Regions from separate parts of the Homo sapiens genome. Here region 2 is linked to region 1. Evidence: chromatin loops called from intact Hi-C (ENCODE). Cell type or tissue: PC-3. All regions are shown on one strand. Links, peaks and the distances in the headings refer to the core of each region. The heading gives the core; the rest is flanking DNA.

Region 1 (15,701 bases), core at 4,329-12,328:
GAAGCAGAAGGATTGCTTGAGCTCAGGAGTGCAAGGCTGCAGTGAGCTATGCTTGCACCACTGCATTCCAGCCTGGGTGACATAGCAAGACCCTATCACTTAAAAAAGATATTTATTAAGTGACTCATATTAGAAGCACTGGGCTCGAAGATGGGTGCATAAATGAATAAAAAACCATCCTTTCCTCATGGAGTTCCAGTTCCTGGCAGGGTAATAGAGAAGAAAAACAAATTACTATGACGCAATGAGGAAAGTGGGGAAGCATGACTGCAAGATCAAGGGAGAACAGAGGAGCGAGGGAATCCTCTCTGATATGTGTGGGTGTTCATTCAATTAGAGTTCTCATGCCAAAGACTCACTAGTGGCTCATTTCATAAACTTACAGCCACACAATTTTCTCTCTTCAATGGCAAAACCTCCTAGAGCACTAACTCCAAATTTCCCTGGTTGGTACTTAGTACACTTGTAGAATTAAATCTTGCCTCCCCCTCCCTCATCGTCCTCCCCTTTAACCTATCAAGGCCCCTAGTTTGTCTTGTTAGCTATAAGAAAATGCCCTTGCAAATTAGCAAGATTATACATTACAGTCTGAACTAAATAGATGTGAAATGCTTAGAGTTCAACTCTTCTCCAGTTAACAAGAAGAGCTTTTAAAGACGGCAATCTATATATTTTTTCAAGTTAGAGAATTTTAGAACAAAAGGGGAACTTAGAGGTACCTTGGACCAACTTCTCTGTTTTTAGACAAAGAAACTGAAACCTGTACTAATTGAATATACTAATTGAATTGAAATTGAAATAACCAAGCTCATAAAAATAGTACTAGAAGATACTTACTACCTTAATTATTGTAATCACTGACAAAAATCACAGTCACTACCTCTTAATCACTGAAGATTTTAGACCCAACTCACTGTCTTTCTCCAACACTATTCCTGCCATAATTCTTGGGGATTTTGATACCTAATATAGGTAATATGTTCAACCCATTAGCTTGCCAATGTTTGGCTCTTCGCCAACAAGGATCTTGTCCTCCTTCTCCCCACAGCCACCCACCTCCATGGTCACACCCTAGTTCCTGTCATTACCAACAAATGCATCCTATTCAAATCCCCAGTTTCCAGCATCCTACTCTCCTACCACCAGCTCACACCTTCTTCTACCCTAACACCAACAGCGTTTGACCCTACTGGCTTCTCATTTTTATTGTCCAGGGTTTGGTTCTTAGACCTCTTCTCTACCTGCCATTCCTTTGATGATCTCAGTCTATTAGCTTTTTGGGATACTAGAATATGCCACCCCAAAATATGCCTCTCAAAGGGTTGCTGAGCTGAAGGCAATTAAGAAGCAGTTGCAGGAAAGCACTCTGTCCTCCTTCAATTTGCCTAAAAGCAAAATATAGATTTACAAATACTAAAGATACCCGCCCTCTACATCCCCTTCTATCAGGGAGAACAAAGGCTGACCAGTGGAGATAACTTTAGACCCTTCTGGGCCTGGAGATGGCACCAGGGAAATCTACATTAATAAGCTTTACTCACCAGAGTTTATCTGAAGGTCATTTGCCTTCCTATAAATTGCCACCCATAGAGCATTAAAGTCCTTTTCCTTTGTCTCTTGTCACATCTCTAAAAATGTACTTTTCTTTGTTCAAGATTCTATTGAAGCTCAAATTCAAAGCCACTTTTTTGAGATTTACTCATTCCATGGGTATCTCCTGTGAATATATGAAATAAACATGTTAATAAAGTTCTGTTGTTTTTCTCTTGTTAATCCATCTCTTGTTACACGGATTCATTCCAACAGAGAATTTATGAGCAGCTGGGAGTATCAGTGCTGACAGCTCTTAGCTGAGCCCCTCTGCAGGAATTGCCTGTGGCTAAAAAAAAGCCACCTTGCCCAGTGTCTTAGCCCAATCCAATGACTGGTCAATATGGAGGTATCAATGCCTGGCCCCTTGGCAACCACTTTGAAGGATGATCCAAGCTTCAGAGCTTCTCCAGCATTGCAAGATCTGTGGAGACTCCTATTGCAACTGCATTTCATTCCCTCCACTATTGGTGATAATGAGAGTACATCCCTGTAAACCACCTGCACTCAAATCTCCTTCCCAAAAAACTCAATCTGCAACGTGGGGATAAAGGGAGGGTGAGGTCAATCTTGAGACTCTCAAAATAAATAGGCAGAGGGGGTGACTGTGAGTGGCAGGATGGAGGAGGGCAAGGTCAGGAGTCTTTCTAAGAATCCACATGCTCTGAAGTTCCCTTTTCACCCCAGAACACATAGAATTCTGAGGTTGTACTCATTGTAGAACTGATACTGTTAATATGCTCCAAGGAAAAAAGAGGACAAAAATTAGCCTTTCTGCCCCAAGATCTTGTAGAAGTTTTCATTTTTTTGGTGAATCCTTAACAAAAGCTGAATAGGCACTGTAATAGATTACAGTTGACCCTTGAACAACTTGGGTTTGAACTGAGTAGGTGCATTTATATATGGTTTTTCTTCCACCTCTGCCACCCCTGAGACAGCAAGAACAACCCCTCCTTTTCCTCCCCCTCCCAGCCTACTTAACATGAAGACAACAAGGATGAAGACTTTTATGATGACCCACTTCCACTTAATAAATAGTAAATATATTTTCTCTTTCTTATGATTTTCTGAATAACATTATCTTTTCTCTAGCTTACTTTTTGTAAGACTATAGTATATAATACATGTAACATACAAAATAGGTGTTCATTGGTTGTTGATGTTATTGGTAAGGCTTCCAGACACAGCAGACAATTAGTAATTAAGTTTTGGAGGAGTCAAAAGTTACATATGAAGACCTCAAACTATAAGAACCCTAGAAGAAAGCCCTGGAAAAACCATTCTGGACATGGGCCTTAGGAAAGAATTTATAACAAAGCCCTCAAAAACAATTGCAACACAGCAAAGGAAACTATCAACAGAGTAAACGGACAACTCACAGAATGGGAGAAAACATTCACAAACTATGCAGCTGACAAAGGTCTAATATCTGGAATCTATAAGGAACTTAAACAATTCAACAAGCAAAAACCAAATAACCCCATTAAAAAATGGGCAAAGGACATGGACACTTCTTAAAAAAAGACGTACAAATGGCCAACAAACACGAAAAAATGAATATCATCAGTAATCATCAGAACCATGCAAATTAAAACCACAGTGAGAGACCATCTAATACCAGAATGGCCATTATTAAAAAGTCAAAATACAGCAGATGTTGGTGAGGCTGTTGAGAAAAGGGAATGCTTATACACTGTTGGTGGGAATGAACATTAGTTCACCCACTCAACAATCTCAGTTGGAAGGCATTTGAGAGATTTATCAAAGAACTTAGAATGATAATTTGACCCAGCAATCCCATTACTGGGTATATATCCAAAAGAAAATAAATCATTCTACCAAAAGGACACACACTTGCATATTCATCACAGCACTATTCACAATAGGAAAGAAATTGAATAAATCTGGTGTCCATCAACAGTGGATTGGATAAAGAAAATACAGTGCATATACACCATGGAATTCTATGCAGCTATAAAAAAGAATAAAAGTATGTCCTTGGCAGCAACACAGATGCAACTGTAGGCCATTATCCTAAGCAAATTAACACAGGAACCGAAAACCAAATACCACATGTTCTCACTTACAAGTGAGAGCTAAACATCGGGTGCTCGTGGATATAAAGATGGCAACAATAGACAATGGAGACCACTAGACAGGGGAGGGAAAGAAGATGGCAAGGATTAAAAATTTGTTGGGTTGGTCAGGCATGATGACTCATGCCTGTAATCCCAGCAATTTGGGAGACGGAGGCAGGCAGATTGCTTGAGCTCAGGAGTTCAAACCCAGCCTAGGTAACACAGCAAAACCCTGTCTCTAAAAAAAAAAAAATGCAAAAATTACTCAGGTGTGGTGGTGTGCACCTGTAGTCCCAGCTACTCAGGAACTGAGGCAGGACAATCACTTGAACACGGGAGGTTGAGGCTGCAGTGAGCCAAGATCATGCCACTGCACTCCAGCTTGGGTGACAGAGTGAGACCCTATCTCAAAAAAAAAAGGTGGGAGAGAGGGAGGAATTAGGAAGGAAGGAAGGAAGGAAAAAAGGAAGGAAGGAAGGAAGGAAAATAGGAAAGAAGGAGGGAAGGAAGGGAGGGAGGGAGGAAGGAAGGAAGGAAGGAAAATAGGAAAGAAGGAAGGAAGCAAGGGAGGGAGGGAGGGAGTAAAGAAGGAAGGAAGGAAGGAAGGAAGAAGAAAAAACTGTTGGGTACTGAGAAAAAACTATTCTCAGTACCTGGGTGAGAGGATCATTCATACTCTTAACCTCGGCATCACACAGTATACCCAGGTAACAAATTTGCACTTGTACTCCCGTATTGAAAATAAAAAATTGAAAAAGAAAAAAATGATATAAATGAATTTTTCACTGTGCAGGTGGTCAGCATCCCAAACCCCAATTTGTTCAAGGACCAACTGTATCCTATTGTTAAAGTATTTTCCAGATCTTCCTAGCCAGGTCATCCCTCCCAGATGTTACAAGAAAAGCCTAGGACTATAACATCCCCCTTCCCTAAAATGGGAAGGAACAGAGATACAAAAAAAAAAAAAAAATGACTTCAACAAGTCCAGCTTGGTGAGTAGATGAGTTTATTAGGACTTACATACAGGGTACTCCTAGATGATAGCAGCACAGCTCTAGAGATGAGTGTCGCCTCCCATCTCTCAAATGCTTTTAAGATAATTTTCTGGCTCTTTGCCTACTGTGTTTGGATGATGAGACTGTTTTTCTTGGTAGGTTCTCAGATACTCTCAGTTTGGGTTCCCAGGTACACCTGCTTCTCGGCTGGGCCCTGTGACCTTAGCACACCACTTGGCCTTCAAGATTCAGGCAGCCAGTATAAATCCTTAAGTAACCCGGTGGGGAACGTAGCATGCTATACCAGAAGTCCCTGCGGAGAAATACACTTCCTTCCCCAGGTTTGGCCTTGTGACTTTCTTGGCCAATGAAACATGAGTGAAAGTGACATGTGCCACTTAAGAAAAGTTGTAAGAGCTATTGTGGTTCCACTTTCTCTCTTTTAAACTCTTTACTAAATCAGTAATATTCCAGATAGGGGCTGCTCCTGTAGCCTGCATTCTGGAGTGACATATTGAAACTGACTCTCAAGGATCATGTCATGTGAATGAGAAATAACCCTTTGTTCTAAGCCATTGAGGTTTTGCAATTACTTGCTGCTTCAGTATACTTTAGCCTCAGCATACTAATACAGTCACCTAGAGCAGGGGTCAGCAAATTCTGGAAAGGGCCGGAAAGTAAATATTTAAAGATTTGCAGGCCATACAGCTCTGTCACAACTACTCAACTCTGCCACTGAAGTGCAAAAGCACTGGGAGATAATATGTAGAGAAGTGAGAATGGCTATGTTCCAATAAAACTTTATTTACAAAAGCAAGCAACAGACTAGTTTTGAACCACCAGCCGTAGTTAGCCAACCCCTCATGCAGATACTTAAGTAGTTTGGCTGCTTGCTAAAAACTCTACAGGCAATTCCCTAAATCCATATCTTCTCTAATTTTACCTGCCCAGTATTAGTTCTCTAAGTTTTGCATTAAAGATGACAGAGAATGAACTTCGTTATATAAGTTTGTAGAGCCTATTTATTTAAGTCTTTAGTGGATGAAAAGGCATAGGATGTCAGATTTAATATTTCTTGATGGAAAGAAGAAAAAAAAACTAGAAATGATATCTCCAATTGCACACTCTTCAAAAGCAGTTGAGAAGACATGGAGGAAGAGAATCAGGGAGAAAAGACAAAAAGCTGAATTAAAAAGGGGTAAAAAGAAGAGAAATGGAAACGTGAAGAGAAATAATCCATCTGTGAGAGAAAATTGAATGAAGCTGGAATTCCTGTATCTGGCTGTTTTCAGCACCAAGGCCAGATAGCATGCTTGTTCCTCTACTGCCACCCTCAGTTCTTTCAGGATTCTGTCTCTACTGTTGAAATTTGCACTAATGGTTTAAATTGCCCAGGTTGCAGCTCCAAGGAGCGCTTTTTCCATTTTTTATTTTAGCTACACCTTGCTAAAACCCACGGAGGTTCAAGAATGGTAGGACTTGAATAAATGATTTTGAATGGCAGAGGAAGAGGACAAATCAAAGACAGAATAAACTGGGGCCAAGGTTAGTGTTGGGAGTGAGGAGACACTGAGCAGAGGTGGGGATTCCGGGAACAGGGAGTTTGGAGACCGTCTATTTGTGTCAATTATGGAGCTGAGTCTGCATGTGGCTGCAGAATTCCACAAAAGTGCTAAAGTAAATCCATAGATATTAATGATGACTGGGATCTGGAAGTGTAGCATACAGGCAAAATTATGGAACAAACAGCTCTGGGGAGATATGGGCCTGGCTGTGACTCCTGCATTTTATCACACTTTGTCTTGGAATCAGGGGTAATAAGATCACAGAAATATAATTTTTTCACCTATTAGCGAAATTCACTCTGTCATTGCATTATGGTTATACATTCAAGAGTCCATCTACATTGAAAGCAATTTGAAGCAAAAATAAGTCTTTTTCATCCTTCTAAACCCAGTACTCATTAAAGTAGCTTCCTAAGAGTGAACACTCAGTGAAGTCACGTTAAATTGAATTGTTTCTTTTCAATGGTAAAAATAAAAATTTTCAAAATGTGGGAAGATGTCAATTCACTGGAGTGAAGATCAAGAACACTTTGTCCCTGCAAACTCTCAGAGCTTGCCATCTATTTTCCATGCCTCCAATCTAAAGCTATCCTTCATTTCCATTCATTGTTTGAATTCCTATACTCATCAATGGAGTTCAAAGCAAATGGTCAAGGCTTTGCTCTAATCACTGCAGTTATAAGATGCATTGTTTGACCCGGATCCCAGCCTGAGATTCAGACTGCAGCCACTATAAGTCTTTTCCAGTTGATATGTTGCCTGAGAGGAGACTGACTGAACATGCAATATCCATTGTCACCCTCCTGTGACATCTTCTCTGGGCAAATCAGCCTTGGTCCAGCAGTGGAAGATGGAGCATGCACTTTCTAGATGTCAATTATGATATACAATATCTAAGCCATTCAGAAGATGAAATCCTTTTGCTTCTGAAAATAAGACTGTACATATTAGTAGGGGCTAAGTTGTCACAGTAATAAAAAGAAAACAAAAACCAGGAGAATCAAGTGGAAAAGTTTGCTTCAAGAAACAGCTACACCAGGCCAGGCATGGTGGCTCATGACTGCAATCCCAGCACTTTGGGAGGCCAAGGTGCGAGGATCACTTGAGCCCAGGAGTTGAAGACCATTCTGGGCAACATGGGGAGACCCCATCACTACAAAGAATAAAAAAACTAGCCAAGCGGAGTGATAATGTGCCTGTAGTCACAGTTACTCGGGAGGCTGAGGAGGAAGGATCACTTGAGCCGGGGAAGTTGAGGCTGCAGTGAGACGTGATGATGCCACTGCACTCCAGCCTGGGTGACAGAGTGAGACCCTGTCTCAAAAAAAAAAAAAAAAAAAAAAAAAGAGGAAAGAAAGAAAGAAAGAGAGAGAGAGAGCAAAAAGAAGGAAAGAAAGAAAAGAAAGAGGGAAAGAGAAAGAAAGAAGGAAAGAAAGAGAGAGAGAGAGAGGATGGAAGAAGGAGGTGAGGGAAAGAAGGAAGGAAGGAAGGAGAAAGGAAGGAAGGAAGGAAAGAAGGAAGGAAGGAAGAAAGAAAAGAAAAGAAAAGAACTACACCTTACATTGTGTAGTATGGGGGTAATAAGAGGAAGGAGCTACTCTTGCTCTGTTCCTAACTAAAGAATACCTAAGCTTTGCTTTTCTCTTGTGGTTGAGGAAACTTTACTTGGCAAACCAGCAAATCTCTTATTCCTTAAGTCTGAGGTCACTTCTTCCAGGACCACCTTTCTGACCCTCTCCCCAACATTCCCAAGGTTGGCTACACGCTCCCTCTCTGTCCACATTGACCTCATCATATTGTATTAAACAGATTTATTGACTCCTCTGACTCCTGCACCATCCTGTAAATTTCTTCAGGGCAGGAACCATTTCTTAATAGCCTCTGTCACTTCAACCCAAGCACCTAGTAGATTCTTATCAAGTGTTTGTAAATGAATTCGTCATTCATTGATGGTTTGTGAGTCAGATAAACCACAAATTCAATTCTAAGAAAGATGGCACCATCTCAGACCTGCTAGTCAACTAAACCATGGGAAAAAGCAAAACAGCCCAACAGGCTTTTCCATTGTCGTGGGCTGTGTGGGGGTCCCATGGACATCTCAGGCATTAGGGAAAGAAAGTCAGAGAGGCCACACAATGCAGCCACGGACATTGATTGTCCTCCTGTCTTCATACTCCTGGGGTGTCCCTTGGAGTTCCTGAGCCACCTCACAATAGTTTGGGACCACAGGAAGAGCCATTTGGAGATTGCTTGTGTGCCAGCTTGCTTCAAGATCACAGTGACCTTGAAACAAACTTTTTTTTTTGAGACAGAGTCTCACTTTGTCGCCCAGGCTGGAGTGCAGTGGCGCCATCTTGGCTCACTGCAACCTCTGCCTCCTCGGCTCAAGTAATTCTCTGTCTCAGCCTCCTGAGTAGCTAAGATTATAGGCACCTGCCACCGTGCCTGGCTAATTTTTTTGTATTTTTTTTTTTAGTAGAGATGGGGTTTCACCATCTTTGCCAGGCTGGTCTTGAACTCCTGACCTTGTGATCCGCCCGCCTTGGCCTCCCGAAGTGCTGGGATTACAAGTATGAGTCACCATGCCCAACTCAAACTTCTTATAAATTCTGTTGACTCAAAGAATAGTTGTATAATCCTTATACCTAGAGAGCTCTTTAGACATTTAAAGGCATAGAAACGTTCTGGTATAGTCATATTGATAGACAGGACTAGCTGGATTTCCTGGGCAGACTAAGAATCCCTAAGCCTAGCTGGGAAGGTGACTGCATCCACCTTTAAACACGGGGCTTGCAACTTAGCTCATACCCGACCAATCAGGTAGTAAAGAGAGCTCACTAAAACGCTAATTAGGCAAAAACAGCAGGTAAAGAAATAGCCAATCATCTATTGCCTGAGAGCACAGGGGGAGGGACAATGATCAGGATATAAACCCAGGCATTCCGGCCAGCAATGGCCACCTGCTTTGGATCCCCTCGCTTTGTATGGGAGCTCTATTTTCACTCTATTAAATCTTGCAGCTGCACACTCTTCTGGTCCATGTTTGTTACGGCTGGAGCTGAGCTTTCACTCGCCGTCCACTACTGCTGTTTGCCTCTGTCGCAGACCCGTCACTGACTTTCACCACTCCGGATCCGGCAGGGTGTCTGCTGTGCTTCTGATCCAGCGGGGCGCCCAATGGGATAAAGGCTTGCCATTGTTGCTGCACAGTTAAGTGCCTGGGTTCGTCCTAATCGAGCTGAATACTAGTTGCTGGGTTCTACGGTTCTCTTCCGTGACCCATGGCTTCTAATAGAGCTATAACACTCACCGCCTGGCCCAAGATTCTATTCCTTGGAATCCATGAGGCCAAGAATGCCAGGTTAGAGAACAAGAGGCTTGCTGCCATCTTGGAAGTGGCCCACAACCATCTTGGGAGTTCTGAGAGCAAGGACCCCCCGGTAACAATATGATGTGAATTATTTGGTCAATTCTGATTATTTCTTCTCAAGACAATGCTTTGCTTCAAACCCCGTTTGTGGTGACCTTTCAGAAGGGTGACAGGACACAGGCATTACTCACAGCACAGTAGTTCCCTCTTATCCACAGGGGATAAGTTCCAAGACTCCTTGTGGATGCCCGAAACCCTTAGTAGAACCCAATCCTATATATGCTATGTTTTCTTAATACACACATCCCTATGATAAAGTTCAATTTATAAACTAGGCACAGTAAGGGATTAGCAACAATAGCCAGTACACTATTTGTGCTTTGGGATCATTATTAAGTGAAATAAGGGTGACAAACACAAGCAATGCGACAACAGGACAGTTGATCTGACAACCGAGACAGCTAAGTGACCAAAGGGATCCGCTGGACTGAGGGATGAGTCACACCCTGAGCAGGATGGAGCAGGATGACGCAAGATTTCATCATGTTACTCAGAACAGCGTGACATTTAAAACTGATGAATTGTTTAGTTCTGGAGTTTTCCATTTAATATTTTCAGATTGTGGTTGACCAAGGATAAACGAAACCACAGAAAGCAAAAACTAAATATGCTGGGACTACTGTATTCTTGCTTTCTCTCTCTACCAAATCAATAAATGTGAACTGGCGTCCATGTGCATTCTCTTACTGAGTTAACCAGGCTTGCAGATTTCCGGAACATTGGTACAAATAACAGGATATTATTTCTAAGGGAGCAAAACAAACATACACATGAGTTCATTTTGTATAAGTATAGATATATCCATTGTATATGTATAAGTATAGATATATCCATTGATTCTTCTCTTGAGTCATAATTACTTGTTTAAAAAATAAAATAAAATCAGATTCAAGTTGCAAGTCCTTGGTACTCCACTAAGCTACATATCCATTTAGAAAAGAAGAAGAGGGCTAATTGGGGGATACATTTCAAGACAGCCGAATAGGAACAGCTCCAGTCTACAGCTCCCAGCGTGAGTGACGCAAAAGACGGGTTATTTCTGCATTTCCATCTGAGGTACCAGGTTCATCTCACTAGGGAGTGCCAGACAGTGGGCGCAGGACAGTGGGTGCAGCGCACTGTGTGCGAGCCGAAGGAGGGCAAGGCATTGCCTCACTCAGGAAGGGCAAGGGGTCAGGGAGTTCCCTTACCTAGTCAAAGAAAGGGGTGACAGACGGCACCTGGAAAATCGGGTCACTCCCACCCTAATACTGCACTTTTCCAATGGGCTTAAAAAACGGTGCACCAGGAGATTATATCCCGCACCTGGCTCAGAGGGTCCGATGCCCATGGAGTCTCGATGATTGCTAGCATAGCAGTCTGGGTTCAAACTGCAAGGCGGCAGCAAGGCTAGGGGAGGGGCGCCCGCCATTGCCCAGGCTTGCTTAGGTAAACAAAGCAGCCGGGAAGCTCGAAGAGGGTGGAGCCCACCACAGCTCAAGGAGGCCTGCCTGCCTCTGTAGGCTCCACCTATGGGGGCAGGGCACAGACAAACAAAAAGACAGCAGTAACCTCTGCAGACTTAAATGTCCCTCTCTGACAGCTTTGAAGAGAGCAGTGGTACTCCCAGCACGCAGCTGGAGATCTGAGAACAGGCAGACTGCCTGCTCAAGTGGGTCCCTGACCCCTAACCCCCGAGCAGTCTAACTGGGAGGCACGCCCCAGTAGGGGCAAACTGACACCTCACACGGCCGGGTACTCCTCTGAGACAAAACTTCCAGAGGAATGATCAGACAGCAGCATTCATGGTTCACGAAAATCCACTGTTCTGCAGCCACCGCTGCTGATACCCAGGCAAACAGGGTCTGGAGTGGACCTCTAACAAACTCCAACAGACCTGCAGCTGAGGGGTCCTGTCTGTTAGAAGAAAAACTAACAAACAGAAAGGACATCCACACCAAAAACCCATCTGTACATCACCATCATCAAAGACCAAAAGTAGATAAAACCACAAAGATGGGGAAAAAACAGAGCAGAAAAACTGGAAACTCTAAAAAGCAGAGTGCCTCTCCTCCTCCAAAGGAATGCAGCTCCTCACCAGCAATGGAACAAAGCTAGACGGAGAATGACTTTGATGAGTTGGGAGAAGAAGGCTTCAGACGATCAAACTACTCTGAGCTACAGGAGGAAATTCAAACCAAAGACAAAGAAGTTAAAAACTTTGAAAAAATTTTAGACAAATGTATAACTAGAATAATCAATACAGACAAGTGCTTAAAGGAGCTGATGGAGCTGAAAGCCAAGGCTCGAGAACTACATGAAGAATGCACAAGCCTCAGGAGCTGATGCAATCAACTGGAAGAAAGGGTATCAGTGATGGAAGATGAACTGAATGACATGAAGTGAGAAGGGAAGTTTAGAGAAAAAAGAATAAAAAGAAATGAACAAAGCCTCCAAGAAATATGGGACTATGTGAAAAGACCAAATCAACGTCAGATTGGTGTACCTGAAAGTGATGGTGAGAATGGAATCAAGCTGGAAAACACTCAGCAGGATATTATCCAGGAGAACTTCCCCAATCTAGCAAGGCAGGCCAACATTCAGATTCAGGAAATACAGAGAACACCACAAAGATACTCCTCGAGAAGAGCAACTCCAAGACACATAATTGTCAGATTCACCAAAGTTGAAATGAAGGAAAAAATAAGGGCAGCCAGAGAGAAAGGTCGGGTTACCCACAAAGGGAAGCCCATCAGACTAACAGCTGATCTCTCGGCAGAAACTCTACAAGCCAGAAGAGAGTGGGAGCCAATATTCAACATTCTTAAAGAAAAGAATTTTCAACCCAGAATTTCATATCCAGCCAAACTAAGCTTCATAGGTGAAGGAGAAATAAAATACTTTACAGAAAGCAAATGCTGAGAGATTTTGTCACCACCAGGCCTGCCCTAAAAGAGCTCCTGAAGGAAGCACTAAACATGGAAAGGAACAACTGGTACCAGCCACTGAAAATCATGCCAAATTGTAAAGACCATCAAGGCTAGGAAGAAACTGCATCAACTAACGAGCAAAATAACCAGCTAACATCATAATGACAGGATCAAATTCACACATAACAATATTAACTTTAAATGTAAATGGACTAAATGCTCCAATTAAAAGACACAGACTGGCAAATTGGATAAAGAGTCAAGACCCATCAGTGTGCTGTATTCAGGAAACCTATCTCACGTGCAGAGACACACATAGGCTCAAAATAAAAGGATGGAGGAAGATCTACCAAGCAAATGGAAAACAAAAAACGCAGGGGTTGCAATCCTAGTCTCTGATAAAACAGACTTTAAACCAACAAAGATCAGAAGAGACAAAGAAGGCCATTACATAATGGTAAAGGGATCAATTCAACAAGAAGAGCTAACTATCCTAAATATATATGCACCCAATACAGGAGCACCCAGATTCATAAAGCAAGTCCTGAGTGACCTACAAAGAGACTTAGACTCCCACACGATAATAATGGGAGACTTTAACACTCCACTGTCAATATCAGACAGATCAATGAGACAGAAAGTTAACAAGGATACCCAGGAATTGAACTCAGCTCTGCACCAAGTGGACCTAATAGACATCTGCAGAACTCTCCACCCCACATCAACAGAATATACATTTTTTTTCAGCACCACACCACACCTATTCCAAAATTGACCACATAGTTGGAAGTAAAGCTCTCCTCAGCAAATGTAAAAGAACACAAATTATAACAAACTGTCTCTCAGACCACAGTGCAATCAAACTAGAACTCAGGATTAAGAAACTCACTCAAAACCGCACAACTACATGGAAACTGAACAACCTGCTCCTGAACGACTACTGGGTACATAACGAAATGAAGGCAGAAATAAAGATGTTCTTTGAAACCAACGAGAACAAAGACACAACATATCAGAATCTCTGGGACACATTCAAAGCAGTGTGTAGAGGGAAATTTATAGCACTAAATGCCCACAAGAGAAAGCAGGGAAGATCCAAAATTGACATCCTCACATCACAATTAAAAGAACTAGAAAAGCAAGAGCAAACACATTCAAAAGCTAGCAGAAGGCAAGAAATAACTAAAATCCGAGCAGAACTGAAGGAAATAGAGATACAAAAAAACCTTCAAAAAATTAATGAATCCAGGAGCTGGTTTTTTGAAAGGATCAACAAAATTGATAGACTGCTAGCAAGACTAACAAAGAAGAAAAGAGAGAAGAATCAAATAGATGCAATAAAAAATGATAAAGGGGATATCACCACCGATCCCACAAAAATACAAACTACCATCAGAGAATACTACAAACACCTCTAAGCAAATAAACTAGAAAATCTGGAAGAAATGGATAAATTCCTCAACACATACACCCTCCCAAGACTAAACCAGGAAGAAGTTGAATCTCTGAATAGACCAATAACAGGCTCTGAAATTGTGGCAAAAATCAATAGCTTACCAACCAAAGAGTCCGGGACCAGATGGATTCACAGCCGAATTCTACCACAGGTACAAGGAGGAGCTGGTACCATTCCTTCTGAAACTATTCCAATCAATAGAAAAAGAGGGAATCCTCCCTAACTCGTTTTATGAGGCCAGCATCATCCTGATACCAAAGCCGGTCAGAGACACAACCAAAAAAAGAGAATTTTAGACCAATATCCTTGATGAACATTGATGCAAAAATCCTCAATAAAATACTGGCAAACCCAATCCAGCAGCACATCAAAAAGCTTATCCATCATGATCAAGTGGGCTTCATCCCTGGGATGCAAGGCTGGTTTAATATATGCAAATCAATAAATGTAATCCAGCATATAAACAGAACCAAAGACAAAAACCACATGATTATCTGAATAGATGCAGAAAAGGCCTTTGACAAAATTCAACAATGCTTCATGCTAAAAACTCTCAAAAAATTAGGTATTGAAAATGGCCATACTGCCCAAGGTAATTTATAGATTCAATGCCATCCCCATCAAGCTACCAATGACTTTCTTCACAGAATTGGAAAAAACTACTTTAAAGTTCATATGGAACCAAAAAAGAGCCCGCATCGCCAAGTCAATCCCAAGCCAAAAGAACAAAGCTGGAGGCATCACACTACCGGACTTCAAACTATACTACAAGGCTACAGTAACCAAAACAGCATGGTACTGGTACCAAAACAGAGGTATAGATCAATGAAACAGAACAGAGCCCTCAGAAATAACGCCGCATATCTACAACCATCTGATCTTTGACAAACCTGAGAAAAACAAGCAATGGGGAAAGGATTCCCTATTTAATAAATGGTGCTGGGAAAACTGGCTAGCCATATGTAGAAAGCTGAAACTGGATCCCTTCCTTACACCTTATACAAAAATTAATTCAAGATGGATTAAAGACTTAAACGTTAGACCTAAAACCATAAAAACCCTAGAAGAAAACCTAGGCATTACCATTCAGGACATAGGCATGGGCAAGGACTTCATGTCTAAAACACCAAAAGCAATGGCAACAAAAGCCAAAATTGACAAATGGGATCTCATTAAACTAAAGAGCTTCTGTACAACAAAAGAAACTACCATCAGAGTGAACAGGCAACCTACAGAATGGGAGAAAATTTTCACAACCTACTCATCTGACAAAGGGCTAATATCCAGAATCTACAAAGAACTCAAACAAATTTACAAGAAAAAAACAAACAACCCCATCAAAAAGTGGGCAAAGGACATGAACAGACACTTCTCAAAAGAAGACATTTATGCAGCCAAAAAACACATGAAAAAATGCTCATCATCACTGGCCATCAGAGAAATGCAAATTAAAACCACAATGAGATACCATCTCACACCAGTTAGAATGGTGATCATTAAAAAGTCAGGAAACAACAGGTGCTGAAGAGGATGTGGAGAAATAGGAACACTTTTACACTGTTGGTGGGACTGTAAACTAGTTCAACCATTGTGGAAGTCAGTGTGGTGATTCCTCAGGGATCTAGAACTAGAAATACCATTTGACCCAGCCATCCCATTACTGGGTATATACCCAAAG
Region 2 (15,701 bases), core at 2,565-10,564, 180 kb after region 1:
TCTTGTTAACTGTTTAGCAGCTGCCCATAAATTAATGTCAATACATAATTCTGGCCATCCTTCATCCAGAAAAAGTAGACAACCAAATATACTGCTTTCAGTTTATTCAGTGAGAGGATTTTCCTTCATGATTGTGTCATTCAGGGTCACTTCTGAGTGTGGCTGTGAGACTGCAGGTAACTACCAGCTGGTGAGGAACCCATCTGTGAATCAGGCTTGAGGTTTTTTCCCTCAGTCACCTGGTCATAAAGAACTTCTCGGGTTGGGTTCTCAGGGCTTCAACTTTAGTAGGCATGGTTCAATTTTTCCCCTCATTAACCTTGACCTTGTTGAGTTGGTGCCTACCAAAGTTCTCTATTTTAAATTTACCATTCTTTTCTTTGGAATAAATTACTATTTTCTAGGTATTACAATTTACTTTTTTCTAAAACTTATTCTAACCAGCCATAGTCACCAATGATGACTCCTCTCTTTTATTTTTATTTTTTGAGGCAGGATCTCACTCTGTCATCCAAGCTGAAGTGCAGTGACACAATCCAAGCTCATTGCAGCCTTAACCTCCCAGGCTCAGGTGATCTTCCCACCTCAGCCTCCCAAGTACCTGGGACTACAGGTGTTTGCCACCACACCTGGCTAATTTTTGCATTTTTTGTAGAGACAAGGTCTCGCCATGTTGGCCAGGCTGGTCTCGAACTCCTAAGCTCAAGTGACCCACCCACCTCAGCCTCCCAAAGTGCTGAGGTTACAGGTGTGAGCCACTGCACCCAGCCTGATGACTCCTATCTTAATGTCACTTTTATGATGACTGCCATGTGGTAATTCTCTGCTTTTTTTCTATATTTATTAGAGCTTCCCATCCTCATTTATTTGTTCATTCATTCATTCATTCATTCATATCAGTATGGATTGATGGATTCCTATTTTATTCAATGGGTTATAATCTGATGCTTTCATTATTTATTTTGATGCTTAAATTGTCATATATGGCCAGTGGTTGTTTCTTCAATCTAGTTTCTTCATCATTTTTACATTTTCCCATCATCTTTTGAGCATTTCTTCACTTTATGGCAAACAAAATGTTCCAGGCTCATTTTATACTTTTGCTTTCTATAATTTTATATACTTTTATTCCAATCTTGGAATGAACCATTTTTTCAAGGAGACTTCATTGCTTTTAGTGGAGGATGGTTTTTAGAAACCAACATCTAGGGCCAGGTGCGGTGGCTCACACCTGTAATCCCAGCACTTTGGGAGGCCGAGGCAGGTGGATCACTGAGGCCAGGAGTTTGAGACCGGCCTGGCCAACATGGGGAGACTTCATCTCTACTAAAAATACAAAATTAGTCAGGTGTGATGGTCCACACCTGTAATCCCAGCCACTTCGGAGACTGAGGCGTGAGAATCACTTGAACCCAGGAGGCAGAGATTGCAGTGAGCTGAGATCACACCACTGCACTCCAGCCTGGGTGACAAAGCAAGACTCTGTCTCAAAAAATATACTGAAACAAAAAGGAGAAGAAAGAAAAGAAACCAACATCTGAGTGTTAGATGTGCTCATCACTACTGGAGTGCCATTCTTCTAGGCCCTCTCATTGGACAGAACTAGAAACAGATATGTATAAATATATGCACATGTATATGATATATGTTCACATATATATGTGCACACATATATACACCTACAACTATTTATATATCTATTTATCTATATTTATAAAAGTACGCATTCATACCAATTCTTCCCATTCCATTCCATTGTCTCAGAGAACTTTCTAGTCTACTCTTTCCCTATGTTTGTAAATATCTTTCCTAGAACTGAAAAACTTGACTTCTGTCATTTTGAGAACATTTACTTACTCATTCAATGTATCCAGTCTCCCACTATTGTGGTCCTCTCCTCTGTCTGCCACCTCTGTGCTGCTGCCCCTGTTCCCCCAACTGACCCACATTCTTAGCCACCAGGCTTGCTGTTCTTCTATGCCTGACTCCCAGTTTTTTTTATGGCCCCATGTCATTGACCACTATGTTGATTCCTTCACCCTGAGAAGGGAAGAGAATGGAAGGCAAAAGAAGGTAGAAAAGAAAGTGGTTACATATGATTTTGATAGGTACAACTGTGGGGAGACTTAATCCTAGGCTGAGGGTACTGTTAAGGTACAGATGTATTTGGGGGAACATTTAACTAGTAGATATGTGACACATGAGTAAGTTACATGGAGTGTATGTAATGAGAAATGAGGCTCACCACTACCTCAGAATATATCGCATATTTTTATTTACTTGTTTACTGTAATTAGTATATGGAAAGCTGAAAATTTTGTGGGATTAACTGAAGATCTTTATTTTGAATATCAAGGAGTTTTCATGTTAAATGGCCTTTTTTAGTTGATATTGCTCTGCTTTAATAGTTTTTTCCAAATATGATGAAAAAACTATGACATTTCAAAACATCAGAGTGACAGTAGAAACCACCACCACTGCAGTACTAATAATGAGTAACATTTCTTGAGGGCTTACTGTTGTATGAAGGTTCATTCAAAATACTTCTAAGTATTAACACACTAAATTCTCACAGTAAGTCTATGAAGTGGGGACTATTATTTTCCATAAGAGGAAACTAAGGCACAGAAAGGTTTAGTAATTTATCTAATGTCACTTAGCTACAGTATCAGTCAGGATGCTTTCAGCTACAGTTGACAGAAACTGCCAACAATTGCACTTACTCTATGACATTACAGGGAGACTGGAGGTATGACAGGTTTCAGAGCTAATTGAGTCAATGGCTGAGCAAAGTCATCAGTCAAATTTATTTCCATCTTTTTTTTTTTTTTTTTGAGACAGAATCTTGCTCTGTCACCCAGGCTGGAGTGCAGTGGTGCGATCTCGGCTCACTGCAGCCTCTGCCTCCCAGGTTCAAGCTATTCTTGTCCCTCAGCCTCCCGAGTAGCTGGGATTACAGGCACGTGCCACCACACCCAGCTAATTTTGTATTTTTAGTCGAGACGGGGTTTTGCCATATTGGCCAGGCTGATCTCAGACTTCTGACCTCAAGTGCTCCTCCTGCCTTGGCCTCCCGAAGTGCTGAGATTATAGGCATGAGCCACTGCGCCCAACCTATTTCCATCTTTTTTGAAAGCTCATCATCTATGCCCTGGCTGGCCCCCCTTGTAGTCACCTAGTGACTGTGCCAGTTCTTGGCATTACTTCCACCCTTGGCAATGTCCAGAGACAAAGAAGAAACCTCTCCTCTGGTGCCCCCTTTGTAGGAGTCTAAAAACCTTTCTTACTAGCCCCCAACAGACCCTTCCTAATGTCTCCCTCTTCAGACCTGGGTTCTACACCCGTCCCTGGACATCCACTGCCAAGCAGAGTGGGATAACTGTGATGGGCTTAGCCCAGCTTGGAGTTATACTTGGCACTGTGGATATGGTCAACTTCATCTGAGTTCTGTGGGGGACAAATCTGAGGTTTGGCCAGCATGCAAGAAGAGGGGAGTTGCCATGGGGTGCCCCGCATGGGGGTATGCTCTCGTCAGCAGAAGAGGTGGGATAGAAGCACAGACATTCTGCCTTTGGCACCTACACTGAGAAGTCTGATAATTCTACTTGGGCTTTTGTGGTTCTCTTATTTTAGCTGACATTTTAGAAACAGTTGTGGTAAGTTTGATCAAATTGACAGAGTGCATCCAGAAAATTGCCTTCTTAATGCTGTTTGAGATGCCTATCCTTAGAAATCTGTAGAAGGAATTTACAAACACTTGTTCCTGGCCTATTCACATTTTTCAGGAATAATGCTTGAAAATCAAATATAGGAAGGTGGTATGATCATCTTAAAGAAACAATTCTCAAACTTTTTGGTTTCAAGACCTCTCTGTAGTCTTAAAAAATTATTGGCACCCTCAAAGAGATTTAGTTTATGTTGGTCCTATCTATTGATAGTTGCCAGATTGGAAATTTAAAAGAAGAAAATTAAAATATATTGATTCACTTAAAATAAGGATAAATCAGGTATGTGTTAATAGAAATACCATGTTTTATTTATTTTATTTTATTTTTCTGAAACATGTGCTCTTTCTGTTGCCCAGGCTGGAGTGTGGTGGTGCTTTCATAGCTCACTGCAGCCTCAACCTCCTGGACTCAAGCAATCCTCCTGCCTCAGCCTCTATAGTAGCTGGAAATAGCATATTTTAAAGAAAAACTAGCTGTATTGTTCTAAAACAAAAACTTTCATGAGAAGAGTGTCACTGTTTTACATTTTTGCAAAGCTTTTCCATGCCTGGCTTAATGGAAGAGAGCTGAATTCTCATAGCTGCTTCTGTATAATCTGTAGCCTCTGGAAAACTCCACTGAACATTTGTGAGAGAATGACAGTAAAAAGACAAATAAAATCTTAATACTATTATAAAATTAATTTGATCTCACAGATTTTCTAATAGAGTATCCCAGAACCCCAGGGGTCCTCGGCCCATACTTTGAAAACCACTGTCTTAAAGGATTTCTGCTGAATAGGCCTATGCATAATCTAGAATTATTTCCAGCAGTAGCACAGGCAATAACAGTATGGAAGATATTAAAAGCAGGTATATAAATTGATCATATCTCAGAAAAGTGGAAATCAGATGACTAACCATAGAGCAATATGCCTCAGTCCAGGGAATTTGATAATCTCATTATCTTCATTAGCTCCAGATCACAAGAGCTAATTCAGAGGCTTCCTCACCTCACCAACCTCTTAGAATACTTAAAATACGATATGATTTACACAAAAAAAGACGCATTAACATCTATTTCTAAGAAAATATCTATGACTTAAAGCACATTTCATTTCCTTTGTTTTCAGACTTAACATTTCAGATGATTTAAAGATTGGCTTTTTCAGCACAGACCATGCCACTCAAACTGATTCCAGTGAAATACTGTCAGTAAAAGAATTGAGTTCATCTACGCAAAAGTTAGCACAGGTAAATCTGAATTTGTTCTGAAACTTCTGAGATAATTTTTGGCGTTAATTGCCTTCATGTTTCTTTCATAGACAAAAGTGAAATAATTAAAATTTTTAAAATGTTAGCATCTTTGACAAACAGCTGAATGATAGCTGTGCTTTAACAAATTATTAATATAAGCTACTACTTATATTTATGTCATACTTACATGTTAATTTGTTTAATAAAGTATTTTGTTACTCTGTTGGAAATTCTTTTGACATCTGTGAACATTTTCTATTTATGACACTTTAAAAAATTATCAAACATCTTTGCATATATAATGAATAACTGTGTAACCCACCATCCAGCTTTGTCAAATTTTGACATTTTGTTATATTTTCTTTGAATTTTTTTTTTTTTTTGAGACAGTGTCTTACTTTGTCACCTAGGCAGAGGTGTGATCATAGCTCACTGTAGCCGCCACCTCCAGGATTCAGGTGATCCTCCCACTTCAGCCTCACAAGTAGCTGGGACTACAAGTGCATGCCACAATGCCCAGCTAATTTTATGTATGCTTTGTAGAGATGAGGTTTTGCCATGTTTTTCAGGCTGCTATTGAACTACTGGGTTCAAGCAATCCACCCACCTCAGCCTCCCAAAGTACTGAGATTACAGGTGTGAGCCATCGTGCCTGGCCTGGATCTTTTTTGATTGTAAAGGAGCATAGTATTGCATGTACGTTGGAGATCAAGAGTTATTATTAAAAACCCTAATCAACAAAGCTGTTACATGAGGTAGCATACCACTATACTCTTGTCTACCTTGATTTTGTTTTTACACTTGGAAGTCGTTCTATATTGACACATAGAGTTTCCTCATTTATTTCACAAGTACATTACATCACAAAATGTGCATCATATATTTAGCTTTCCATATTGATGGACATTTTGGTCATTTCTAATATTTTACTGTGATGAATAATCCTGCACATACTCATATGCCAGTAAATCTGTGATGTAAATTCTTAAAAGTGGAATTTCTGAGTCAGAGGATGTATGCATTAGTCATTTTGAAGGATATTGCCAAATTGCCCTGCATAGAGATTTTACCAATTTACACTCCCGCTAGTAACTTTTGAGGATGTCTCTTTCCTACATATTTGCCAATTTATTGTCTTCTTTTATACTTTCAGAAACATTTTATAATTTTATTCTTTCGTAACTAAGTGTGTCCAAATGACCACGTTCTGGTCAGTAGGATTCAGATGGGAATGGTCTGTGGCAGCTCTGAGGAACCTTCTTTGAGACACGGTTCACATGCGCCCTCTGTTACTTCTCCCTTCACTTTTTCCCTTCCTGCTACTTTCCATTCCCCTTCCCTTCCCCTTTTCCCTTCCCCCTTCCCTTCTTCCCTTCCCTTTCCCTTTTCCCTTTCCTTTCCCCTTCCCTTCTTCCCTTCCCTTCTCCCCTCCCCTCCCCTCCCGGTTCCCCTTCTCTCCAGGTTCCCCTCCCCTCCCTTCCCCATCCCGGTTCCCTTCCTTTCCCTTCCCTTCCCTTTTCCCTTCCCTTCCCTTTTCCCTTCCCTTCCCTTCCCTTTTCCCTTCCCTTCCCTTCCCTTTTCCCTTCCCTTCCCTTCCCTGTTCCCTTCCCTTCCCTTCCCTCTTCCCTTCCCTTCCCTTCCCTCTTCCCTTCCCTTCCCTTCCCTCTTCCCTTCCCTTCCCTTCCCTCTTCCCTTCCCTTCCCTTCCCTCTTCCCTTCCCTTCCCTTCCCTCTTCCCTTCCCTCTTCCCTCTTCCCTTCCCTTCCCTCTTCCCTTCCCTTCCCTTCCCTCTTCCCTTCCCTTCCCTCTTCCCTTCCCTTCCCTTCCCTCCTCCCTTCCCTTCCCTTCCCTCTTCCCTTCCCTTCCCTTCCCTTCCCTTCCCCGTCCCGGTTCCCTTCCCTTCCCTTCCTGGTTCCCGTCTCGGTTCCTCTCCCTTCCTGTCCTGGTTCCCGTCCCAGTCCCCTCCCCTCCTATCCCCTCCCTCCTCCCTTCCCTGTTTCTCTCCCCTCCCCTCTTTTCCCGGTTTCCCTCCCCTCCCCTTTCTTCCTGGTTTCCTTCCCCTTCCCTCCCTTACCAGTTTCCCTCCCCTTCCCTTCCCGGTTTTCCTTCCTTTTTTCCTAGTTTCCTTCCTTTTCTTACTTCTTCCGCTAGAGCATGGATCCTACTGTTTGAACCGTGAGGTTGAAACAATATACAGCAGAGTAATAAGACGGAAGAATCTTAGATCATTTCACCCATTGATTGCCAAGGTAGATTTCTAGGGAGAGAAATTAACTTATTTCTCGTTTATGCTTCTGTTATTTTGATTTTTTTTTTTTTTGAGACAGAGTCTTGCTCTGTCGCCCAGGCTGGAGTGCAGTGGCACGATCTCAGCTCACTGCAACCTCCGCCTCTCAGGTTCACGCCATTCACCTGCCTCAGCCTCCCGAGTAGCTGGGACTACAGGCGCCGGCCACCACGCCCGGCTAATTTTTTATATTTTTAGTAGAGACAGGGTTTCACCTTGTTAGGCAGGATGGTCTCTATCTCCTGACCTCGTGATCCATCTGCCTCGGCCTCCCAAAGTGCTGGGATTACAGGCGTGAGCTTTATTTTTTGAGACAGGGTCTCACTCTGTCACGTAGACTGGATTGCAGTGGCAGGATCATAGGTGACAACAGCCTTGACTTCCTGGGCTCGAGTGATCCTCCCACCTCAGCCTACTGAGTAGCTGGGACTACAGGTGTGTGCCACCACAGCTGGCTAATATTTTTTTCTATTTTTTTGTAGAGACAGAGTCTCAATATGTTGCCCAAGCTGGTCCCAAATCCCTGGCCTCGAGTGATCCTCCTGCCTTGGCCTCCCAAAGTGTCGGGAATACAGGCATGAGCCACCAAACCTGGCTATTTGGATTTTTTGTTATAGCTGAACCAAAATCTGATACAAATGTTAAATCAGATTAAGGATGTCTTCTTCTATTTCTAATTAATAAGAGGCATTTAAAAAAATCATGTATGACTGGGTTTGAATACTTTTCATGGACTTATTGAGATGATCATGCACTCATATGGCTTTTCTCCTTTATCTGATGATGTGGTAAAATTTGGTTTTTGAATAGTAAACCATCCTTGACTTCCTGAAATAAACCTAACTGGATCATAATATTTCCTTTTGCATTTCTGCATTATTTGCTATTATTTTATTGAGGATTTATTTTCCTCTGTTTTAAGCGAGATTGCCCTATAATTTTTTTCTTTTCTTTTCTTTTTTTTTTTTTTTTTTTGAGACAAGTTCTTGTTCTGTTGCCCAGGCTGGAGTGCAGTGACAATCATAACTCACTGTGACCTTGAACTCCTGGAATCAAGCAGTCCTCCCACCTCAGCCTCCTGAGTAGCTGGGATTACAAGAGTGCACCACCTTGCCCAACTAATTTTTAAATTTTTGGTAGAGATAGAGTCTTGCTACGTTACCCAGGCTATACTCTATAATACTCTTTTCTTACACTATTGTTGTTCAATCTTGGTACCAAGATCACAGTATCCTCATAAAATGAGAAGTGTTCCCTAGTCTATTCTCTGGAATACTTCACATAAGATTGGGAATATCTATTTCTTCAATGTTTGTTAGAACTGGCATGTAAAACTGTGCTTATTTTTATTGCTATTGTTATTTTGTTATGTATGTATTCCCATTTTCTTAAATATTCTGGGTCACTTTTGATGTTATGTTTTTCTATTAAAGTATTTATTTTTGGTAAATCTTCAAATTATTGGTATAATATTTATTGTCTTTTATTATTTTTAAGTATTGTATCTGTAGTTATATTCCTTTTTAAATGTTTAATGTTGTCTGATATTGTCTGCATATCTCCTCTCTTTTTTCTTAGTGACTCTTGGCAGAATTGTCTATTTCATTATTTTTTATTTCAGACACTCAATTTTAGGATGTATTAATCCTCTATATTGTATCTTTATTTTCTAGTTCATAAATTTATTTCCCTATATTTATTATTCCTTATTCCTTTCTGTTTACTCTTTCTTTCTTTTCTTTTTTTCTTTCTTTCTTTCTTTTTTTTTTTTTTTTTTTTGTTCGTTTATGAGACAGGGTCCACTCTGTTGCCCAGGCTGGAGTGTAGTGGCAGAATCATGGCTCACTGCAGCCTTGACCTCCTGGGCTCAAGTGATCCTCCTGCCTCAGCCACTTGAGTAGCTGGAACTACAGGCACATGCCACCACACCTGGCTAATTTTTACAATTTTTTGTAGAGATGGGGTTTCACTATGTTGCCCAGGCTGGCCTCAAACTTCTGAGCTTAAGCGATCCTCCTGCCTCAGCCTCTCAAAATGTTAGGATTACAGGTGTGAGCCACTGTGCCTGGCTTTTTTTTTTTTTTTTTAATCTCTTGAGTTGGATCTGGGTATCAATTAGGATAGCATATAGCTCCGTGTTTAGAAAAAACAACTGCATTGGCTTCATAAAATATCAAGAGGTATAGAGTTAGAGAATCCAGAGTTAGTGCAGTAGCTCTCTGATCTGTGTGATGTAGATTCATTTTATCTTCTCACATCTCCACCATTAGTGCCTGACTTTTGCTGCCCTAGTTCTGATCCAGTAGCAAGATGGCTGCTCCCCTTCCAGCTTCTATGGAAGGAGAATATGGGAGAAGTAGGGAGGAGTGGTAATAGCTATCTTAGGAAAGCAAAAACTTTCCATAGAAAGCCTTGCCATATGTTTCTTTGGCCGTAACTGTATCACATGATCACTTGACCTACAAGGAGCTATAGAGAAGTATTTTAGCTATGCACATTGCCGCCCGAGACAATGTCATGGTTCCATCAGTAAAGAAGAACCATGATGCCGGATATTGGGCTGACAGCTACCAATGCCTATAGATCGTAGATTTTGAGGCTTTCTTCTTCTCTTTTATAGGCAGTTAAAACTACAAATTTCCCACTAACTACATTTTTAGCTCCTACAAACTTTGAAATATAGTATTTTTATTAGTATTTAAATTTAAATACTCGAATTTTTCATTTGTTCATTTCAACTGTATAATAAGAAAGTTATTAAATTTTCAAAGATGCTTTTTAGAATATTTTTATATTGCTGATTTTTAACTTCAGTGCTTTCTTGTTGGAGAACGCAGTCCTTGTGCAACAAATTATCTGGTGTTTGTTGCAATTTGTGTTGAGGCTTTGTGTGAGGTCAGTCTTTGTCAATGTGGCATAGATGCAGGAATTTTTTTTTTTTCTCCCCCGAGATGGAGTCTTGCCCTGTCACCCAGGCTGGAGTGCAGTGGTGCGATCTCTTCTCACTGCAACCTCCACCTCCCAGGTTCAAGCGATTCTCCTGCCTCAGCCTCCTGAGTAGCTGGGATTACAGGGGCACGCCACCACGCCCGGATAATTTTTGTATTTTTAGTAGAGATGGGGTTTCACCATGTTGGCCAGGCTGGTCTCAAACTCCTGACCTCGTGATCTGCCTACCTCAGCCCCACAAAGTGCTGGGATTACAGGTGTGAGCCAACGTGCCTGGCCAGGAAATTTTAAAAAATCTGTATTTATTAATTATTGAATTTATGTATTTTTTCTATATGAAGGCTTTGGCCATATTGTCCATTTTGTTCAATGTTAATTTATCTGTATCAACATTCTTTGGGCTAGTATTTACCTGGTAAATCGTTCTGATTTCTACACTGACATTATTTCTGTGTTGTGTCTTAGATATATCTCTTATAAATTGTATATAGTTTTGAAAAATCCAACCTAATAATTTCTTTTAATAGCTAATTTATTCTATTAGTATTAATTTTGACTACTGATAAATTTGTATTTTCTGCCAATTTCTTTTTTAATTTCTCTTTATCTTATTTTTCTATACCTTTTTTCTCCTTCCCTACTCTCCAATGATTGTATTAACTTTTCTTTAGTTTCTATTCTCTCCTCTACTAATAATTAACTATTTTATCTTTATTCTTTTAATGATTAATCTCAAATTTGAACATTCAACAGTTGACTAGAATTTGTAATTTCTACCGTACAGTACAAGAAATGTAGAACCTTTATCTCTAATTGTGTCCTTCTGTCTTTTTTATTATTATTATCAAGTATTTCAGTTGTTTTCTCCTAATATTTTTGCAGTTAACTCTTCATATTGTTTTATGCAATTAATGCTTGTTTAGATTTACTCAAATTTACCAATTTCTTTGCTCATCGTTCTTTCCCATATCTCAGTACTTCTTTCTGCGCTTAATTTTCATTATTTCTAAAGATCTTTTGACCCTTTGTTCAGCAAGGATTATAGTGTACTTAGCATTAATATTGCACAACTTCATGTAAAACGCAATAACCTTGTAACTGTTTACCACCCTCCCATCTTTTATGCTGAGTATCATACGTATTGCATCTATTATACATACATTACAAACTCATGATGTTTGCTTTAAACAGTGCTATAAATTTTAAGCTAATAAGAGGAAAGCTAGTATTTTATATGTACCTAGATATTTACAATTTCCTTTGCTCTTTATTATTTCCTGAAGATCTAGCTTTCCAGCCCAAATTATTTCTCTTTAGCCTAAAAAACTTTATTTAGCTATTCTCCTACTGTAGGCAAAGAATTTCTGTTTTATTTAAAATGTTTTTACATTGAATATAGAATTCCGGGTTGACAAGTTGTGTTTTGTTTTGTTTTCTCACTTTACAATTGCTCTGTAGGCTTTAATAGTGTCTAAGAAAATAACCATTATTAGTCATTCCAAATGTTATTCCCCTGTATGTAGCTGTTTCTTTTCTGTCTGCTTTCAACATTTTCTTTTAATCTTTGGTTTTCAACAGCTTGATTATTATGTACCTAAGTGTGGTTTTGATGCATTTATCCTGCTTGGATAAATAAATTAAGCATCTACAATCTGCATGTTTCACCAAATTTGGGAGATTTGGAGCCACTAAATATATCTTCAAATATTTGTTCCACCCCACTTTTTCTATCCTCTCCAATTACTTGTATGTTAGACTTCTCATTATTAACTCACAAGTCCCTAAACTCTGTCCATTTTGTAAAATTTTAAAAATCTTTCTTCTTTCTATTTTTTATTGATACATCTTCAAGTTCACAGTTTTTTTCTGCCATCTTTGTTCTTCTGTTAAGTACTTTCAGTGAAGTTCAAATTTTGGATATTGTATTTTTCAATTTGGGAATTTGTTTTCTTTATCAAAATTTTCTGTTTGTTGATATTTCCTTTTTTCATTTATTACAGCATATTTTGCTTTGCTTCATCATGCATAGTTATAATAACTGCTTTAACATCTTTGGCAATTCTGACATTTTGGTAATATTGGAATTGGTTTCAATCATCTTTTGTCTTGAGACTGAATCACATTTTCCTGTTTTTTTTTTTTATATATATAATCCAAGTAATTTGGATTATATTGTGGACAGTGTGGATGTTATCTTCTGGGTTCTGATATAGTCCCCTAAAGAATGCTGAAGTTTTTTTGTTGTTGTTGTTATTGGTTTTGTTTTTTTGTTTTTTGTTTTTTTTTTTTTTGCACACAATTAACTTGTTTGGATTAAAACAGAAAATTATATCTTTTTTTTTTTTTTTAGCAGCCCAAATCTTGGTTTTGTTATATTATCTCTAGCTGGGCTATTTGCAGTCTGCCCCATGTATGTATCTCTCAGGGATGAGCCAGAGGTTTGTTCAGAGGTAGGTTTCATTTTTGTTTTTTGCTTTTTTGTTTATGAGACAGAGTCTCCCTCTGTTGCCCAGGGTGGAATGCAGTAGCACAGTCATAGCTCACTGCAGCCCCAAACTCCTAGGCTCAAGTGATCATCCCATCTCAGCCTCCCAAGTAGCTGAGACTACAGGCTACACACCACCACGCCTGGCTAATTTTTAAATTTTTTGTAGAGATGAGGTCTCACTATGTTGCTTAGGCTGGTCTTAAACTGCTTGCCTCAAGTGATCCTTCCTCCTTGGCCTCCCAAAGTGCTGGGATTACAGGCATAAGCCATCATGCCTGGCTTGTTCAAAGTTTTTACAGTGATTTTAGAGTTCCCCTTTCTGATTTTTTTTTCACCTGGGACCCCACCCAAACACTGTCACTTAACCTCTCAAAGTCTTGATATTCTCACCAGTAAAATAAAACCTCCTATATAGTATGAGGATACTAAAATGAAATTCTTCCCAGGATGCCAGTACACCAGGCGTCAAGTTCCAAACTAACTGTGAGTTAGAAACCATTTGCAGATTTTGCAAGGGGAATGTTTCACATTAGACAAATGTCTCTCAGCTTTTGAATCAGATCAAGGACAATAAAGAAGGTCAGGGAATGAAGAGAAAAAACTGCCAAAGCAGACTCTAGAAAGAACTATTGCCATGGTTCTTATGGGAGAAGGGCAGCAGAAGCAATCCTCCTCAACTCAAAGCTAGGAAGGCAGGCTTCAATGGAGCTTGAATGCATTTGCTGCTATTAGAAGACACAAAGGACTGGTGCTTGACTCATGCTTGAGGAAGCCAAAGGGGGCTGTGATGAGAAGATAGAATGGCTTGATTGGGATCAGTCTGCACTTCCAGAGTTATTGGGGTAAAGGATGTGTAATTGTTTCCCGTAAACCATATGTGGCCTTGAGAGAGAGAGAGGTGAAACCAGTGTAGGGTCATTTTGGGTCCTGTCCAGGAGAGTTATCTGGAAGAACAAAGGACCCCTAACAGCAGGGAGAAGAAAGAGGTGAACTCCAGATTCATAGAACCTGAGGAAGGAGTAGCAAGTGACCACTCAGAGTAGAGAAGCATCTGCTTAGGTCAAGATATAGCTACAAAAGAGAGGGTCCCAGCAATCAGAATCTCTAGAGAATCTACATCAGTGCCCAAGGGAAGAAGAGGAGTTAGTTCTCCTGTCCTGTAGCACCATGGTGAAGCCACCCCACCAGATAGGAACATCCTTGCCCCTCTATCACTGCTGCCTTGTTGCTTGTGGAGATACAGCCACTCGGGTGCTGGTGAGGAGGTGAGCAGAGAGAGCTCAAGGGTGAATCACTCTTTTTCATTACTCTCAGCTTGGAGTAAAGGGAAAAACCTTATGAATGAAGTTGGAAGCATTTTAACTCATATGTGTGTGTGTGTGTATATATATATATATATATATATATATATATATATATATATATATATATATATATATATTTAGACGGAGTCTTGCTCTGCTGCCCAGGCTGGAGTGCAGTGGTGCGATCTTGGCTCACTGCAACCTCCATCTCCCGGGTTCAAGCTCCCAAGTGGCTGGGATTACAGGGGCGCACTGCCACACTTGGCTAATTTTTTGTATTTTTATTAGAGACAGGGTTTCACCATGTCAGCCAGGTTGGTCTCAAACTCCTGACTTCAGGTGATCTGTCCACTTCAGCGTCCCAAAGTGTTGGGATTACAGGCATGAGCCACCTCACCTGGTAGTTATATTCTAAATGCTACTCTGAGGCTGTATTTGTAGCGATGTAGGACTATGTTCCCATGAATGAATAGAGAAGTCATGGGATTTTGTCGTTTCCATTCAGAGCAGGGGAAGATTACATAGAGAATAAATTTTTTTTTTAGATCTCTCTTTTTTTCTTCTTTTAAGTTTTTGAAGAGCTGGAGTCTCACTCTATTGCCCAGGCTGGTTTCAAACTCCTGGGCTCACCTGAGTTTCACCCACCTTACCCTCCCAAAGTTTTGGGATTACAGGTGGGAGCCCTAGTGAATACATTTTAAATAGATGGGGGCAGATAAAAATACATTGTGTTTTGATTATTACAAATGGTTCTTAGTCAACATGCTGGTTACATATTTAAATGCTTGTGCTAGTAGATTCTCAGCAAATGATGATTCTTGCCTCTCTTTTCTGATCTGAAATCCACATCTTGAGAACTATACCTTTTGAGGTATGACAAGGCCAATATTAACACAGATATTTTCTTCTGTGTGGGAAGAAACTGCTAGGAAACTCTTGTCTTTTAGTCCATCATCATATCTTAGTTTGGCAAATTAATTGTCACTTTGAAAGCCTGGCCACCTAGGATGGAATTACTGGAATTCCACAATGCATACAATCATCTTAAAAATCAGGACAGACCTCTGACCAGGAACCCAGCTTATATGTCCAGAACCAGAGAATGAATTGGAATTTTTACACAGAGGACCTTTACTCTCTATCATAATGTACATTTTTTCCATTTTTATTTAATGTGTGTATATATATATATATTTTAACTTTTAGGTTCAGGGGTACATATGCAGGTTTGTTACATAGGTAAACTCATGTCACAGGAGTTTGTTGTACAGATGATTTCATCACCCAGATACTAATGCTACTTCCCACTAGGTATTTTCCCTGATCCTCTCCCTCCTCCCGCTCACCACCGTAAGTAGGCCCCAGTGTGTGTTGCTCCCCTCTTTGTGCACATGAGTTCTCATCATTTTGCTCCCACTTAGCAAGTGACAACATGCAGTATTTGGTTTTCTGTTCCTGTGTTACTTCGCTAAGGATAATATTTTCCATTTTTAGATGATGAAATCCCTCCAGGTAGATTTTGGGTTCCTCAAACAATTGCTTCAGTTGAAGTTTGAGGACCGACTGAAAGAGGAATCTTTGAGTCTCTTCACCATTCTGCATGACAGGATCCTAGAAATTGAAAAGCATTATCAACAGGTAAATGTTCTCTTATTTCTTTTGTTTTATGTGGATTGATACTGTGCTTAGATGTGTATGCAGTGCAGTTTAG

The links. Hi-C counts contacts between places; a loop is a spot of excess contacts. Peaks named below come from ENCODE experiments on the same cell type or tissue, not always from the same donor. Only the 100,000 strongest peaks of a DNase experiment are listed, where the experiment ranks them.
Region 2: it touches region 1 in a loop (5-fold over the local background); 2 of 110 quality-filtered maps call a loop at or near these places.

The regions. Positions count from the first base shown.
Region 1 is chr10:23,507,000-23,522,700 of GRCh38, reverse strand. No RefSeq gene overlaps it. Among named protein-coding and RNA genes, the nearest start is that of OTUD1, 76 kb to the right of the region's middle. RefSeq lists an enhancer at 9,470-10,669 and a silencer at 10,571-10,839. In PC-3, for the core only: a CTCF peak has its summit at 6,017; DNase peaks (open chromatin) are centred at 8,070, 8,860 and 10,120; H3K27ac peaks cover 3,839 bases.
Region 2 is chr10:23,322,321-23,338,021 of GRCh38, reverse strand. It overlaps C10orf67 (chromosome 10 open reading frame 67), which reads left to right. Exons shown (of 16, transcript NM_001371909.1): 2 at 4,840-4,960; 3 at 15,485-15,628. Among named protein-coding and RNA genes, the nearest start is that of C10orf67-AS1, 14 kb to the left of the region's middle. RefSeq lists an enhancer at 12,696-12,745. In PC-3, for the core only: no CTCF peak of the experiment used is centred there; a DNase peak (open chromatin) is centred at 5,941; H3K4me3 peaks cover 404 bases; H3K27ac peaks cover 1,505 bases.